Regions from separate parts of the Homo sapiens genome. Here region 1 is linked to region 2. A link is an interaction called in ENCODE POLR2A ChIA-PET data of the cell type or tissue named here. Cell type or tissue: endothelial cell of umbilical vein. All regions are shown on one strand.

The links. Peaks named below come from ENCODE experiments on the same cell type or tissue, not always from the same donor. Only the 100,000 strongest peaks of a DNase experiment are listed, where the experiment ranks them.
Region 1: POLR2A ChIA-PET joins it to region 2 with 10 read pairs; 2 of 35 experiments call an interaction of 5 or more read pairs at or near these places.

Annotation. Positions count from the first base shown.
Region 1 is chr17:30,641,523-30,649,522 of GRCh38, reverse strand. LOC105371723 (a long non-coding RNA gene) reads right to left here and starts at 2,479. Exons shown (of 4, transcript XR_001753096.2): 1 at 2,161-2,479; 2 at 1,067-1,156. RefSeq lists a silencer at 3,378-3,672. In endothelial cell of umbilical vein, no CTCF peak of the experiment used is centred here; no DNase peak of the experiment used is centred here.
Region 2 is chr17:30,698,796-30,706,795 of GRCh38, reverse strand. It overlaps LOC105371723 (a long non-coding RNA gene), which reads right to left. Exons shown (of 4, transcript XR_001753096.2): 4 at 1,331-1,458. It also overlaps the pseudogene RN7SL316P. Among named protein-coding and RNA genes, the nearest start is that of CRLF3, 120 kb to the left of the region's middle. RefSeq lists enhancers at 5,446-6,419, 6,420-7,393. In endothelial cell of umbilical vein, no CTCF peak of the experiment used is centred here; no DNase peak of the experiment used is centred here; H3K27me3 peaks cover 1,093 bases.

The DNA of each region.
Region 1 (8,000 bases), 57 kb after region 2:
CGCACTCCAGCCTGGGGGACAGAGCAAGACTCTGTATTAAAAAAAAAAAATGGTGGTAACATTTTCTACATCATTGGGGTTCACTGTCAGGATTAAACCAGTTAAGGCAGATGGCAATATCTGGCTGATAGTAACTCCTGTCTAGGATTTGCTGCTAGAATGATTTTCCTTCAAGATTTGGGGGGGTCATTCACTTGTGAAGGAAATCCAAGATTCTTGGCTTTTGGGGGGACTTAATGGGGTTCATACTTGTGTCACCTCACAGCTGCTGCCTTGTATAGGTTGGAATTGGATTTTTTTTTTCTTTTTTTTTGAGATGGAGTCTCGCTCTGTCGCCCAGGCTAGAGTGCAGTGCACGATCTCGGCTCACTGCAACCTCCGCCTCCCAGGTTCAAGGAATTCTCCTGCCTCAGCCTCCCGAGTAGCTGGGACTACAGGCACATGCCACCACGCCCAGCTAATTTTTTTTTATTTTTAGTAGAGACGGGGTTTCACCATCTTGGCCAGGCTGGTCTCGAACTCCTGACCTTGTGATCCAGCTGCCTCGGCCTCCCAAAGTGCTAGGATTACAGGCATGAGCCACCGCACCTGGCCGGAATTGGATTTTTTTGTTTTTTGTTTTTGAGACAAAGTCTTGCTCTGTCACCCAGGCTGAAGTGCCGTGTGGTATGATCATGGCTCACTGCAGCCTCAACCTTCTGGACTTAAGTGATCCTCCCACCTCAGCCTCTTGAGTAGTTAGGATTACAGGCATGAGCCGCCCCACCCAGGTCTAGGGGAAAAAAAATTAAAGGCTCTTTCAGAACCTTAACTAGGGCCAAGCAACCCATATTTCAAGGTGCTCAATTCACAAAACAAGGTCTCAGTGCTTTGCACAGGCTGTTCCCCCTGCCTAAAATGCTGTTCCCTCAGCCAGCCACATGACTCCTCCTTGCCTGCTTCTGGGTTTGCTGCAATGTCACCTCCTCAGTGAGGTCACTTTGTAAAAATTGCACCCAGGGCCCCTGCCCGCCCCCACCCTTCCCAGCTGTATTTCCCTCCATAGCATGCACCCCATTTTGCATACCGTATGCAGTGCTTGTGGGGTTTGTCTGTTCATCCCACTGGAGTGTTAACCCCAGGGCAAGGTTCATTCATTCACTGCCCAGCACGGCACCTGGCATGAAATAAACACCCAGTAAATACTTGTTGAGTGAAAGCATGAACAAATTCCATTCAGCTGCTCCCAGAGGACCCCACAGGCTGCAGCCAGCTCAAAGCTGCTGTAGCTGGGCCTGTCAGCAATCTTGGGTTTCCTGGAGCGGGGTGGAGGGGGTATCACTGGATGTGTTCAGAGATGCAGCTGGTTCACTGTCAACTTTGTGTGGACTTTTCTCTTTTTTTTTGAGGCTGGATCTCACTCTGTCACACAGGCTGGTGTGCAGTGGCGTGATCACAGCTCACTGCAGCCTCCACTCCAGCGATCCTCCCACCTCAGCCCCCTGAGTAGCTGGGACCACAGTTGTGCGCCACCATGCCTGGGTAATTTTTGTATTTTTCATAGAGACAGGGATTCACCATGTTGCCCAAGCTGGTCTTGAACTCCTGAGCTCAAGCAATCTGCCTGCCTAGGCCTCTCAAAGCAGTGGGATTACAGGCGTGAGCCACAACGCCCGGCCAGGATGTTTATTTTCTCATTATTTATTTATTGTAGAGATGGTGGTCTCCCTATGCTGCTTAGGCTGGTCTTCAGGTCCTGGGCGATCCTTCCGTCTTGGCCTCCCAAAGTGCTGGGATTACAGGCATGAGTCATGGCGCCCGGCCTTGTGTAGATCTTTAAAAGGTACCCCTTCCTTGCTGGGTGCCGTGGCTCATGCCTGTAATCCCACACTTTGGGAGGCTGAGGTGGGCAGCTCACCTGAGGTCAGGAGTTCGAGACCAGCCTGGCCAACATGGTGAAACCTCGTCTCTATTAAAAATACAAAAATTAGCTGGGCGTGGTGGTGGGCGCCTGTAATCTCAGCTACTCGGGAGGCTGAGGCAGGAGAATTGCTGGAACCTGGGAGGCAGAGGTTTCAGTGAGCTGAGATCGTGCCATTGCACTCCAGCCCAGGCAATAACAGTGAGACTCCATCTCAAAAAATAAAATAAATAAAATAAAATAAAATAAATAAAAGGTACCTCTTCCTCTGGGCAGATGCAATGTGTGGTGAGGGGAACAGATGATGTTAGCTTCTGCTCTAGCCTCTGTCTGGCATGCTTGTGCAGTGCGCAACTTGCACAACTGTTCTTGGCAGTACTGCTACTGTCCCCCATCTCTTGAGTAGCTCAGAAGGTGGGGGGCGCTGTGAAGACCAAGTAACCAGAGGCTGGACCTCTACACCCAGGTGTTTAGAGGGCCAAACCCCAACCTCTGTGCCCAGCTCACTGCTGGTGAAAAATCTGCCAAGGAACTGGACTGTTCTGGTGACACCCCAAAGACTCCCCTCCTGGTATCCCCAGCAGTGTCTCCCTTGCTCCTCCGGACTAGTGGTGCCCTCGCCTTCCCCAGCCCCCTCTGCACGTTTCCACCCAGCTAGGAGTCCCACACTTGCCTGCTTCTCCCAACCTTCTCTCTCTCTCTCTCTCCAGCACAGTGGCTATTTTTATTTTTCCTTCTTATTAAATTTCCAACTTCTGCAAACACCATGGCCTCTGCCTCGCCGCGCCCCCCAAATTCCCTTAGGGCGGATTTGATTCACTTGCGTTTTATTAACAGATTAAAAAAAAAACCCGCTGCTGCCACCACAATGTGACTTTCTCCGCTTTCCTGGAGGTTTAGGGAACCGAGGAGAACTGGGCTACAGGATCCCCTCCGGGTTTAAATTTGCCCTCCTCCCCACTCCCAGGGACCTTCCCATCACAGCCTGAGCGGCGAGGTCGGGAAGGGGCTGGGGAGTGAGGTTGGATCTCGTTCTGGGTTTAGGGGGGAATGGGATGGGTGTCAGGCCTGATGCGGTTCCCCCAGCCAGGGACTCGTCCCAAGGCGGAACTGGAAATTAAGAAAAAAAAAAAAAAAAAAAAAAAAAAAAAAAAAAGCAATCCGTTGGGAAGCCCCGCCCCCGCCTCGCCCCCCACCCCAGACCCTGGGTGCTAAACGCTTCGGGTGGGAGGGGCAGCCTCGGGGGTGGGGGCTTAGAGTTGGCGCCTCCCACACAGAGCTGGGGTCGCCCCTACCCTCTCTCTCTTAGGATGGCTGGCAGGGGGCCTTGGGAAGGTTTGCCACCTACCCAAGCCCGGCTCGCTCAGTTTTCTTTCCTTCTTAGGACATTCTGATTCCGGTGCTGACTCCCAGACCTGAGAGCAAATTGCTTCTTCATGCCCCGGGGTGTTTTCCTCCCCTCAAGTCTTTTTTTTTGTCAGTCGCCATGGCAACCAAGAACCCAGCTGCACTATACTTCCCTGGGATACAGGATGGGGGTAGGGGGTGATGGGGAAACTAACTGGGTCGTTTAGGCCAGGACCTTCCTACCCTCCTCTTTGCCCCCTCTCTTAGTCCTTCACCCCTTCCCCACACCACGTGGTCCAGCCTTGATTGACAAGAGGGCAGGTTGTGCCTGTCAGGGTTACCCATCTTGGTGGTTGGGCCACAGCTTCCTTCTGGGTCACTCTGTTCTGGGAAGGTCCTTCATTTGGCCCGAGGGCTAAGGCTCCAGCTGTCAGTGAAATCCCTTTCCCCTTCCTTTCCTCCACTCTTTAGTCCCTCAATCAGGGTGGGCTGGTACGGTTGGGCAGGTTGGACACTGCACAAGGGGACACTGAGTGTGTTCAAACTAAGCTCCCGATTTCCATTGCTCCCTTACTCCATAGCACACTACAGACTAAACTCTCCTCTGCCTTACTGACACCAACTCTCTGTTTGCTATCAGGAGAGCCAATGATTTCAATAAAATACTTCAGTCCTGGTCACACCCCAATGCAGAGCTGAAGAAAGGAAGTCCAGTCGGGAATTTGGGGCCTTGAACAACCCAAGCCACAGCTCCTGTGGGAGCTTAGAGAGAGAGCAAACCTGGGCAGAAAGAACTTCTACAGAGGGCCGGGCGCGGTGGCTCATGCCTGTAATCCAGCACTTTGGGAGACCGAGACGGGCGGATCACGAGGACAGGAGATCGAGACCATCCTGGCTAACGCAGTGAAACCCCGTCTCTACTAAAAATACAAAAAATTAGCCGGGCTTGGTGGCGGGCGCCTGTAGTCCCAGGTGTTCGGGAGACTGAGGCAGGAGAATGGCGTGAACCCGGGAGGAGGAGCTTGCAGTGAGCCGAGATCGCGCCACTGCACTCCAGCCTGGGTGACAAAGCGAGACTCCGTCTCAAAAAAAAAGAACTTCTACAGGGGCCAAAGCTAGGGTCGAGGACCATAGAATGCCTTGGGGTACCCAGGGAGGGGCAGGGAATGATTATCAAAAGCCCCAAAGGAATCATGGGGCTGGTCAAGTTGGCTTCACGGACCCAATTCTACCGCCCACCATCTATACTCTTTGCCTAGGTAGCTCCTCCCACTGGGAGGTGGAGCCTACTTCCACACCCCTTGAATCTGGGTTGGTCTCGTGATCTCCTTTGGCCAATCAATGGATTGCAGCAGAAGTGAAGTCACTTCCCAATCTAGGCCTGAAGAGGTGGTGCATCTTTCTGGTCGACGTCTGGAAACCCTGCCCCTGTCAGGTGACCAAGCCCGAGCTAGCCTGCTGGAGGATGAGGGAAGAATCCTGTTGTCCTAGACCAGCCTATAGCCAGCCGGGCCCAAATATACGAAAAGACCCAGCCTGAATAAATACAGTGTGACTCTTGGACCCATAGACGCTGGTGGGTGAGCCCAGCCAGGAGCAGAAAAACTGCCCTGTAGCCTGCGAAGCCAAAATTAATGCTGATTGTCCTAAGCTGCTGGATTTGGGCGTTGTTAGGCAGCTTTTTTTTTTTTTTTTTTTTTTTTTTTGTCTCAGTCTCACTTTGTGGCCCAGGCTGGAATGCAGTGGTGCAATCTTGGCTCACTGCAACCTCTGCCTCCCTCCCGGGTTCAAGCGATTCTCCTGCCTCGGCCTCCCGAGTAGGTGGGATTACAGACACCCGCCACCACGACTGACTAATTTTTGTATTTTTAGTAGAGACGAGGTTTTGCCATGTTGGCCAGGTTGGTCTCAAACTTGTGGCCTCAAGTGATCCACCTGCCTGGCCTCTCAAAGTGCTGGGATTACAGGCATGAGCCACTGTGCCTGGCCTTTGTTAGACAGCTTAACTGGCAACAGGTAACTGACAAGGAGCCTGGCAGGCACAGGTGTGCATTGGTCAGCACGTCCCCTTGCCCACGAAGGAGCTAGACTCAAATCCCGGGGTCCCTGAAATTGATTGTCAACTCTTTAACTTCCTGAGGAATCCTTCCCCATTTTTCCTTTATTTGTTTCTTTTTTGTTTGTGTTTTGGCATGGCCTTCCAATGAAATTCCCCATTTTTCCTTTTTCTTTCTTTCTTTCTTTTTTCTTTCTTTTTTTTTTTTTTTGAGACGGAGTCTCGCTTTGTTGCCCAGGCTGGATTGCAGTGGCGCGATCTCGGCTCACTGCAGCCTCTGCCTCCCAGGCTCAAGCGTTTCTCCTGCCTCAGCCTCCCGAGTAGCTGGGATTACATGTACCACCATGACCCACTAATTTTTGTATTTTTAATAGAGACGGTGTTCCACCGTGTTGGCCGGGCTGGTCTCTAACTCCTGACCTCGGGTGATCCGCCCGCCTTGGCCTCCCAAAGTGCTGGGATTACAAGCGTGAGCCACCGTGCCCAGCGCCCCATGTTTTCTTTCCTTGGTATATCTCTCATTGCACCTCCTCTCCTCTCTCTCTCACTTCCGTCCAGCCACATCAGCCTCCTAGCTGATCTCTACTTCTCCATGCTAGTTCCCACCCCAGAGTCTTGGCACCCGCTGTTCCTCCTGTCTGGAACCTTCTTCCCCCAGATCTCTATGTGTATCCTCCGCTTTTCCTCCTTCAGGTCTCTGTTCATGTGCCTGATCCTTTGAGGTGCCCTCCTTAACTCAGGGAGATACGTCTCCTTCCAGGCCCTCACCAACCTACTACTACTGCTCCCAATGGGAGCCACATCATGTCCAGCCTAGGACGCTAAATTTGACCCAGGGCTCAGATGGGAGCAGAACAGGCCTCCCCTAAAACATTCCTTTTTTTCCTTTTCTTTTTTTTCTTTTCTTTTTTTTCTTTTTTTTTTTTTTTTTTTGAGACAGAGTCTTGTTCTGTCACCCAGGCTGGAGTGCAGTGGCGCGATCTTGACTCACTGCAACCCCTGCCTCCCAGGTTCCAGCAATTCTCCTGCCTCAGCCTCTCGAGTAGTTGGAATTACAGGCACCTGCCACCACAGCGGGCTAATTTTTGTATTTTTAGTAGAGATGGGGTTTCACCATGTTGGCCAGGCTAGTCTCGAACTCTTGACCTCGGGTGATCCGCCTGCCTGAGCCTCCCAAAGTGCTGGAATTACAGGTGTGAGCCACTGTGCCTGGCCACACAAAACCATTCCTCATCCACCTTTCCCCTAATGATTTTACTATCCATGGCTAATCATGTCCTAGATCCATGATTTCTTTCTTTCTTTTCTTTTTCTTTAAGAGACGGGGTTGCGGGGGGGTCTCATTATGTTTCCCAGACTGATCTCGAACTCCTGGCCTCAAGCGATCCTCCCACCTTGCCCTCCCAAAGTTCTGGGATTACAGGCGTGAGCCGCGGTGCCCGGCCTAGAGCCATGATTTCATTACAAGTTGCAAAATACTGCATTCCCAGTTTATCATGGCATTTTCCCATTTATACATCTGTCGTCTCCAACAATCTGGAAAGCCCTCAACAGCAGAGTCAGAGCCACAGGGTACCAAGGAAACATTTGCTGAAAGAATTTGAATTCAGGAGATGGAGCCTATTGGGGGAAAATCCCAAACCAACAGGTATTCGTTGTTTAGGGCAAAGAAACATGGCACCATTTCTCCTGCTTCTAGGATCAAAGGCTGTTCCACTCCAATCTCCGCTGGATGCCAAGCCTGGCCAAAAGTCCCAGGACATGGCCTGGCCCCCTACCCATCAATGCTGTCCCTCTTCTGACACCCCATGGAGTCACCCTATGGACTCAGGACCAATGGGGTTTTGGGGAGAAGACAGATCGTCTGTCTACAGGTATCAACATTGCTTTCCTTCTCAAAAATTTTTTTTATTTTAAACCTCCCCACAATTCAAACATTTCTCTTATTATCTTCTGCCGAGGGAAAAAAATTAATAACATGGCACAATATAAAATACTAAATTAAAAGGCATTTTGGAACCAGCAGTTATTTCATAAGCTTCTCTTTTATTGCCACGCTAATGTGCCTAATTGCTATCTTAATGAGGACATTAATTTCTGGCTAATGTGATGTTACTATAGAAATTGCAGTCAATCTCTTAAAAGGAGGAAAGTGCTAGAAAGCCGTCCCACGAGGCAGAGGCTTTGGTCACCCTGGGGCTGAGGGGCAAAGGGGAGGGGAGGAGACGGTGCTGGAACCCGGGCCAAGACTGGGGGAAGGATGGGGCTGCTGGGAGCCAGAGAGGGGGAAGGCAGGTGACTTGTGCTGAGACTAAAACCTCCCAGGGAGGCCCTGATCTGAAAGCCAGCTGTTGCCGTGCCCGGGGATCTAGGAGATGAAACTCTGAATAGGGGAAAGTGTTACAGCAATAATAAAACCTGACATCAGTGGCAGGCACGGTTGAGGCATTTTCTATGCTAATCCTTGCAATAGCTCTATAAAATAGATAGTGTCATTTCCCCCATTTTATAGATGGGGGAACAGAGAGGTTGAGTAACTTACCCAAGGTCACACAGCTATTACATGGTAGAGATGGGATTTGAACCCGGACCGTCTGGCTTAACTGCTGAGCTATGCTGCCTTTCAGCCAGCACCGTGACACCATCGAGAATAATAATTTCAAACATTTATTGAAGGCATATTATGCGCCGGCTATG
Region 2 (8,000 bases):
AATTTCCCAGTTTGAGATACTGACAGTAGCAAGTAAGACCCATGAAGGCTTTGAGATGGAGGGCACTCCAGGCAGCCAGCTTTCTATAAACCTAGCAGTACCGAAAAGGGAACAGAACTTGACGCTCAGGAAAAGCTTGTCACCTCCTTGTTCTCTTGCTCCAGGCCTTTGTCCCCACCCCACCCTCCAGCCCTGAGCAGCCCACCCACTTCCCCCTACAGAGCTAGCCTAGGAGGTGGTTCTAACTTGCACTCTCCAGAGGCTACGAGAAGGAGTGGCCTTTACTTATATGAGGGAAAGCAACGACATTCTTTAAGGCACCCTCAGCTCAGTTTGGAAAACCCCAGCCAGAACCCCCTCACCCTCGCCCCTCACCCCTTTCTAGACCCTCTAAACCCCACTGGTCCCAGCTGGGATCGGCTCTCCAGCCTCCATCTGATCCATGTCTCCTGGACTTGTGAGCGGCGTGCTCAGGAGACAAAGGGTGCGGAGAGGCTGGGGGCCGCGTAAAGAGCCCTGGCGCACCTCAGACCTTCGGCTTCGCAGCCGCAGTGGAGGCCGCGCCAGCAACTGGGCTCCGGGAACCAAGGCGTCCGCGCGCGCACGCAGACTCGCCCGCGCGCCGCGTGCCCCGCGCTGCCCAGATCGGTACCCGCGCTTCGGACACCCTGCTCCCAGGGCGCTCCTCGCTTCCAGCCTCCCACCTTGCGCCTTGGGATTCCCATGAGCCCCGCGCCTGAGACACCCCACGCTCTGTGTATTCCGTCCCACGGGACCTCCACGCCCACGGTGCCACGCGCCTCGAGTACCCCATGTTCTATGAACCCTGCACCTGGACGCCCCATCTTCTGTGCACCCTGTGCTATAGAACCCGCACGCCCAGGGTGCCCTATGCCTAGGGCACCCTGTGTTCTCCTGCGTATCTGGGACCCCACATTTTGTACGCCTAGCACCTCCAGCATCCCAGCGTCAGACACAGCTGGGCTCGCCTATGCCTTGTCTGTCCCCTCTCTGTGCCTTCCATGTATTGCGCCCACTGCCTCGGTTGGGCCCCCAACCTCACAGTCCTGAAGGCTCTGCTTCGCCCCAGTGCTCAGCTTCCCTTTGCCTCAGGCCCAGCGCCCTCGTTCCCGGGTGCCCTGCCTCAGGCTCCTGGACAGGTCAGCGCAACGCCAGACAGCCACTGCCCACCAGGCGCCCCCAGCCCGTGTTTTCCTAGAGCCCACTCGGTATAGGATGCACAACCCTGCTGTTCATTTCACTGCTCCGTGCACGTATTCATTCCTTCCATTTACGCCTCAAACACACAGCACGCACCTTATATGCCCTTACCTGTCAGGTGCAGTGTGATGCATTGAGGATGTGCCTCCAGTGCACAGGGAACAAGGCAGGGAGCCTTCTCTGGGCGCTTCCTTCGTCATGGAGAAGATGGACACAGAATGTGTGATGGAATGAGCCCTGGAAAGTCAGCAGGTGCCAGGGAGTGGAGGATGGACCTATCCAAGCCTTGAGGTGTGGGTGAAGTTTTGTGTGTCCCTGGCCTTTCCAGAGGCTCCCTGTACCCCCATCTTAGGCAACTTCTTTTATTTATTTATTTATATTTTTATTTATTTATTTATTTTGAGGAGTCTCGCTCTGTTGCCCAGGCTGGAGTGCAGTGGCACGATCTCTGCTCACTGCAACCTCCCTCTCCCGGGTTCAAGTGATTTCCGGCTAAGTTTCATATTTTTAGTAGGGACAGGGTTTCACCATGTTGGCTAGGCTGGTCTCGAACTCCTGACCTCAAGTGATCCGCCCACCTCGGCCTCCCAAAATGTTAGGACTACAGGCGTGAGCTACCGCGCCACACTATTTATTTATTTTTGGAGACAGGGTCTCTTTCTGTCGCCCAGGTTGGAGTGCAGTGATGAAATCATAGCTCACTGCAGCTCACTGCACGAGCCACCACACCCAGCTAATTTTTGTATTTTTTTTTTTCATAGCTTGCTATGTTGCCCAGACTGGTCTCAAACTCCCGGACTCAAATGATCCTCCTTCCTAAGTCTCCCAAAGGGCTGGGATTACAGGTGTGAGCCGTGGTGGCAGGCCAACCTTGGGCGATTTCTGAGCTCCATTCAGTTCCACCCCCACTGCCAAGCCAAGTGGAGGGCAAGATGAAGAGGTCCCAGAATTGGGCTAGGAGGATAGGTTGGGGGCAGGGAGTAATTCCAACTGTGTTCTTTTATTTTATTTTATTTTATTTTATTTTTATTTTTTTTTTTTGAGATGGAGTCTCACTCTGTGTCATCCAGGCTGGAGTGCAGTAGCATGATCTCGACTCAGTGCAACCTCTGCCTCCCAGATTCAATTGATTCTCCTACTTCAGCCTCCCAAGTAGCTGGGATTACAGGAATGCGCCTCCATGCCAGGCTAATTTTTGATTTTTTTTTTTTTTTTCAGTAGAAACAGGGTTTCACCATGTTGGCCAGGCCGGTCTTGAACTCCTGACCTCAAATGATCTGCCCGCCTCAGCCTCCCAAAGTGCTGGGATTACAGAAATGAGCCACTGCACCCAGCCAGGTTTTTTTGTTGTTTGTTTTTTGTTTTGTTTTGTTTGAGACGCAGTTTCACTCTTGTTGCCCAGGCTGGAGTGCAATGGTGTGATCTCAGCTTACCACAACCTCCACCTCCCGGGTTCAAGCCATTATCCTGCCTCAGCCTCCGGAGTAGCTGGGATTACAGGCACACACCACCACGCCCAGCTAATTTTGTATTTTTAGTAGAGACGGGGTTTCTCCGTGTTGGTCAGGCTGGTCTTGAACTCCCATCCTCAGATGATCTGCCCACCTCAGTCTCCCAAAGTGCTGGGATTACAGGCGTGAGCCACCGCGCCCGTCCTCAGGGGGTATATTTTGAAGGTGGAGCAGATGGATTGGAAGTGGGATACGAGGGAAAGAGGTAAGTCAAAATTTGTGAGCTGAGTGAGCCCCTGGAAGGATGGAGAGGATGGAGAGGGGGCAGTTTTGTAGGTTAGATCCAAGCCTTTGGTTTGATATGTCCAAGTGGAGGCATGAAGTTGGTGCCCGGGGAGAGGTTCAGGCTGGCCGAGAAATGGCTCAAATGAGCACGAATGCTCTCATTTATACTTTATGGTAACTCTGTGGGTGGGGGACTTTCTCCCCATCTTACAGAAGGGGCAACGAAGGCTCCAGAACATGCCCAAGTAGTTAAAAAATGTAGTTATAGGCCGGGTGCAGTGGCTCACGTCTGTAATCCCATTACTTTGGGAGGCCGAGGTGGGCAGATCACCAGAGGTTGGGAGTTCGAGACCAGCCTGACAAACATGGAGAAACCCTGTCTGTACTAAAAATACAAAATTAGCCAGGCATGGTGGCGCGTGCCTGTAATCCCAGCTACTTGGGAGGCTGAGGCAGGAGAATCACTTGAATCCGGGAGCTGGAGGTTGTGGTGAGCCAAGATCGCACCACTGCAATCCAGCCTGGAGACAGAGCAAGACTCCGTCTAAAAAAAAAAAAGTTAGGTTCCGAGCCGGGTCCCGGATTTGGGCTGGGAGGATAGGGTGGGGAAGGGGAATAATTCCAACTGTGGTCTTTTTCTTTTCTCACTCTGTTGTCCAGGCTGGAGTGTAATGGCTCAATCTCAGCTCACTGCAACCTGTTTCCTATGTTCAAGCAAGTCTCCTGCCTCAGCCTCCTGAGTAGCTGGGACAACAGGCGTATGCCACCATGCCTGGCTAATTTTGTATTTTTGTAGAGACAGAGTTCCACAATGTTGCCCAGGCTGTTCTCAAACTCCCAGGCTCAAGCGATCCTCCCGCCTCGGTCTCCCAAAATGCTGGCATTACAGGTGTGAGCCACTGCGCCTAGCTAGGCAGGACTATTTGAAAGGCACCAGGGCTAGGCTAGCATGGTGGGAGGCCAGGAGAGGGTCTAGATTATATTCCCAGTGATACTAGGAACCCCAAGAGGGCTTTCAGAAGTGGGTGGCATGATCTTATTTGGATGTTTAAAAGATTATAGGGCTGGGCTTGGTGGTGTGATCCTGTATCCTAGCTGAGGCAGGAGGATTCACGCACACAGGCTTGATCCTAGGACTTCCGGGAGGTGGTGTGTGCCATGACCATCAACGTCAATGTGGTGACCCCCCAAGAGCAGGGGACCACCAGGTTGCCTAAGGAAGAGTCAACTGGCCCAGGTTGGAAACACAGCAGGTTAAAACTCCTGTGTTGATCAGTAGTGGAATCACGTCTGTGAATAGCCACTGCACTCCAGCCTGGGCAACAGGGTGAGAAAAGAAAAAGACCACAGTTGGAATTATTCCCCGCCCCCAACCTATCCTCTCTAAAACCCCCCAACCCTGTCTCTAAAACAAAATGTTAAAATAAGAATAAATAAAATAGGCCAGGCACGGTGGCTCACACCTGTAATCCCAGCACTTTGGGAGGCCGAGGCGGGTGGATCACGAGGTCAGGAGATCGAAACCATCCTGGCTAACACAGTGAAACCCCGTCTCTACTAAAAATACAAAAAATTAGCCGGGCGTGGTGGTGGGCACCTGTAGTCCCAGCTACTCGGGAGGCTGAGGCAGGAGAATAGTGTGAACCGAGGAGGCGGAGCTTGCAGTGAGCCAAGATCATGTCACTGCACTCCAGCCTGGGCAACAGAGCCAGACTCTGTCTCAAAAAAACAAATAAATAAAAATAAATAAATAAATAAATAAAATAAAAGATTATATGAGTGCTCCCTCAATAACTATAACACAGAATTACTATATGAGGCAGGGCACGGTGTCTCACGCCTGTAATCCCAGCACTTTGGGAGGCCAAGATGGGAGGTTCGTTTCAGTCCAGGAGTTCAAGACCAGCTTGGGCAACATAGTGAGACACGGTTTCTACAAAATATACAAACATTACCTGGGCAGGGTGGCTTGCACCTATAGTCCCAGCTACTCAGGATCGGGGGCTGAAATGGGAGGATCATTTGAGCCTGGGAGGTCGAGGCTGCAGTGAGCTATGATTGCACCACTGCACTCCAGCCTGGGCGGCAGAGCAAGACCCTGTCTCAAAAAAAAAAAAAATGCTGTATGATTCAGCAATTTCTCTCCTAAGTATAACCGAAAGAATTGAAAACAGCCTCCTAAACAGATACTTGTATGTAGATGTTCCTAGCAGCACTACTCACCATAGTAAAAACGTGAAAACAATCCAAATGTTTATCAGTAGATGAACAGATAAACAAAATGTATATTCATACAATGGAATATTTTCCAACCATTAAAAGGAAAGATGTCCTGGTACACACTACAACAGGGATGAAACTTGAAAACACCATGCTCAAAAGAAGCCAGGCACAAAAGTTCCCATAGTGTACCATTATATGTTCTATTTATATGAAATTTATATGAAATGTCCAGAACAGGCAAATCCAGAGAGACAGAAAGCGGATGAGGGGTGGCCCAGGGCTGGGGGAGGAGGGAATGGGGAGTGACTGCTAACGGGTGTGAGTTTTCTTAAGGGGATGATGAAAAATGTCTTGGAACTAGACATGATGAATGTACTATGACATGACATGACATCGTCCACCTTAAAATGGTTGGTGGTTAATTTTTTGTTGTGGGAATTTTAGCTCAATTAAAAATGGTGGCCGGCAGTCACGGTGGCTCACGCCTGTAATCCCAGTACTTTGGGAGGCCGAGGCGGGTGGATCACAAGGTCAGGAGTTCAAGACCAGCCTGGCCAAGATGCTGAAACACCGTCTCCACTAAAACTACAAAAATCAGCCGGGCGTGTGTGGGGAAAAGCAAGAGAGATCAGATTGTTACTGTGTCTGTGTAGAAAGAAGTAGACATAGGAGACTCCATTTTGTTATGTACTAAGAAAAATTCTTCTGCCTTGAGATTCTGTTAATCTATAACCTTACCCCCAACCCCGTGCTCTCTGAAACGTGTGCTGTGTCAACTCAGAGTTAAATGGATTAAGGGCGGTGCAAGATGTGCTTTGTTAAACAGATGCTTGAAGGCAGCATGCTCCTTAAGAGTCATCACCACTCCCTAATCTCAAGTACCCAGGGACACAAAAACTGCGGAAGGCCGCAGGGACCTCTGCCTAGGAAAGCCAGGTATTGTCCAAGGTTTCTCCCCATGTGATAGTCTGAAATATGGCCTCGTGGGAAGGGAAAGACCTGACCGTCCCCCAGCCCGACACCCGTAAAGGGTCTGTGCTGAGGAGGATTAGTAAAAGAGGAAGGAATGCCTCTTGCAGTCGAGACAAGAGGAAGGCATCTGTCTCCTGCCTGTCCCTGGGCAATGGAATGTCTCGGTATAAAACCCGATTGTATGCTCCATCTACTGAGATAGGGAAAAACCGCCTTAGGGCTGGAGGTGGGACCTGCGGGCAGCAATACTACTTTGTAAAGCATTGAGATGTTTATGTGTATGCATATCTAAAAGCACAGCACTTAATCCTTTACATTGTCTATGATGCAAAGACCTTTGTTCACGTGTTTGTCTGCTGACCCTCTCCCCACAATTGTCTTGTGACCCTGACACATCCCCCTCTTCGAGAAACACCCACAAATGATGAATAAATACTAAGGGAACTCAGAGGCTGGCGGGATCCTCCATATGCTGAACGCTGGTTCCCCGGGTCCCCTTATTTCTTTCTCTATACTTTGTCTCTGTGTCTTTTTCTTTTCCAAATCTCTCGTCCCACCTTACGAGAAACACCCACAGGTGTGGAGGGGCAACCCACCCCTACAGCGTGGTGGCGGGCGCCTGCAATCCCAGCTACTCGGGAGGCTGAGGCAGGAGAATCGCTTGAACCCAGGAAGCAGAGGTTGCAGTGACCCAAGATTGTGCCACTGCACTCCAAACTGGGCAACAGAGTGAGACTGCCTCAAAAAAAAAAAAAATGCTAGGGGCCGGGGCACGGTGTCTTACACCTGTAATCCTGGCACTTTGGGAGATAGAGGCTGGCAAATCATTTGAGGCCAGGAGTTTGAGACCAGCCTGGCCAACACGGAGAAACCCCATCTCTACTAAAAATACAAAAAAAGCCGGGCGTGGTGGCACGTGCCCATAGTCCCAGGTACTCCAGAGGCTGAGGCAGGAGAATCACTTGAACCCAGGGGCAGAGGTTGCAGTGAGCTGAGATCGCACCACTGCAGTCCAGCCTGGGCAATAGAGTGAGATGCCAAAAAAAAAAAAAAAAAAAAGGAAGGAAGGAAGATAAGAAGGAAGGGAGGAAGGAAGGAAAGAAAATGATAGGAATGCTGGTGTGCTCCTGTAATCCCAGTTACCTGGGAGGCTGAAGTGGGAGGATCACTTGAGCCTGGGAGTTAGAGACTGCAGTGAGCTATGACTGCAACACTGCACTCCAGCCTGGGTGACCGAGCGATACTCCTATCTCTTAAAAAATATATATTATTTATAGATTATTATTATTTTTTAATTATACAGGTCAGCCGGGCGCAGTGACTCATGCCTGTAATCCTAGCACTTTGGGAGGTCAAGGCGGGAGGATCGCTTGAGCCCAGGAGTTCGAGACCAGCCTGGGCAGCATAGCGAGACCTGGTCTCTAAATAAATAAATTATATAGTCAATTTGAGAGGGACCCAGGAGATTCGTGAGGTGATCACCACTGTCATGCAGGTGAGAGGCAGGTGATGGAGGCCCAGAACGGGATGCTGGGGGAAAACGTTAGGTTTTCGGCATGTCTTAGGGGCAGAGTCAACAGGACCCCTTACTTTGCACCCTCCTTGAACTCTGCTTATATGTTACCTCCTGACCACTCTATTGAAAATGCAAAACACAGGACCGGGCGCGGTGGCTCACGCCTGTAATCCCAGCACTTTGGGAGGCCGAGGCGGGCAGACCACGAGGTCAGGAGCTCGAGACCATCCTGGCTAACACGGTGAAACCCCGTCTCTACTAAAAATACAAAAAATTAGCCAGGCGTGGTGGTGGGCGCCTGTAGTCCCAGCTACTAGGGAGGCTGAGGCAGG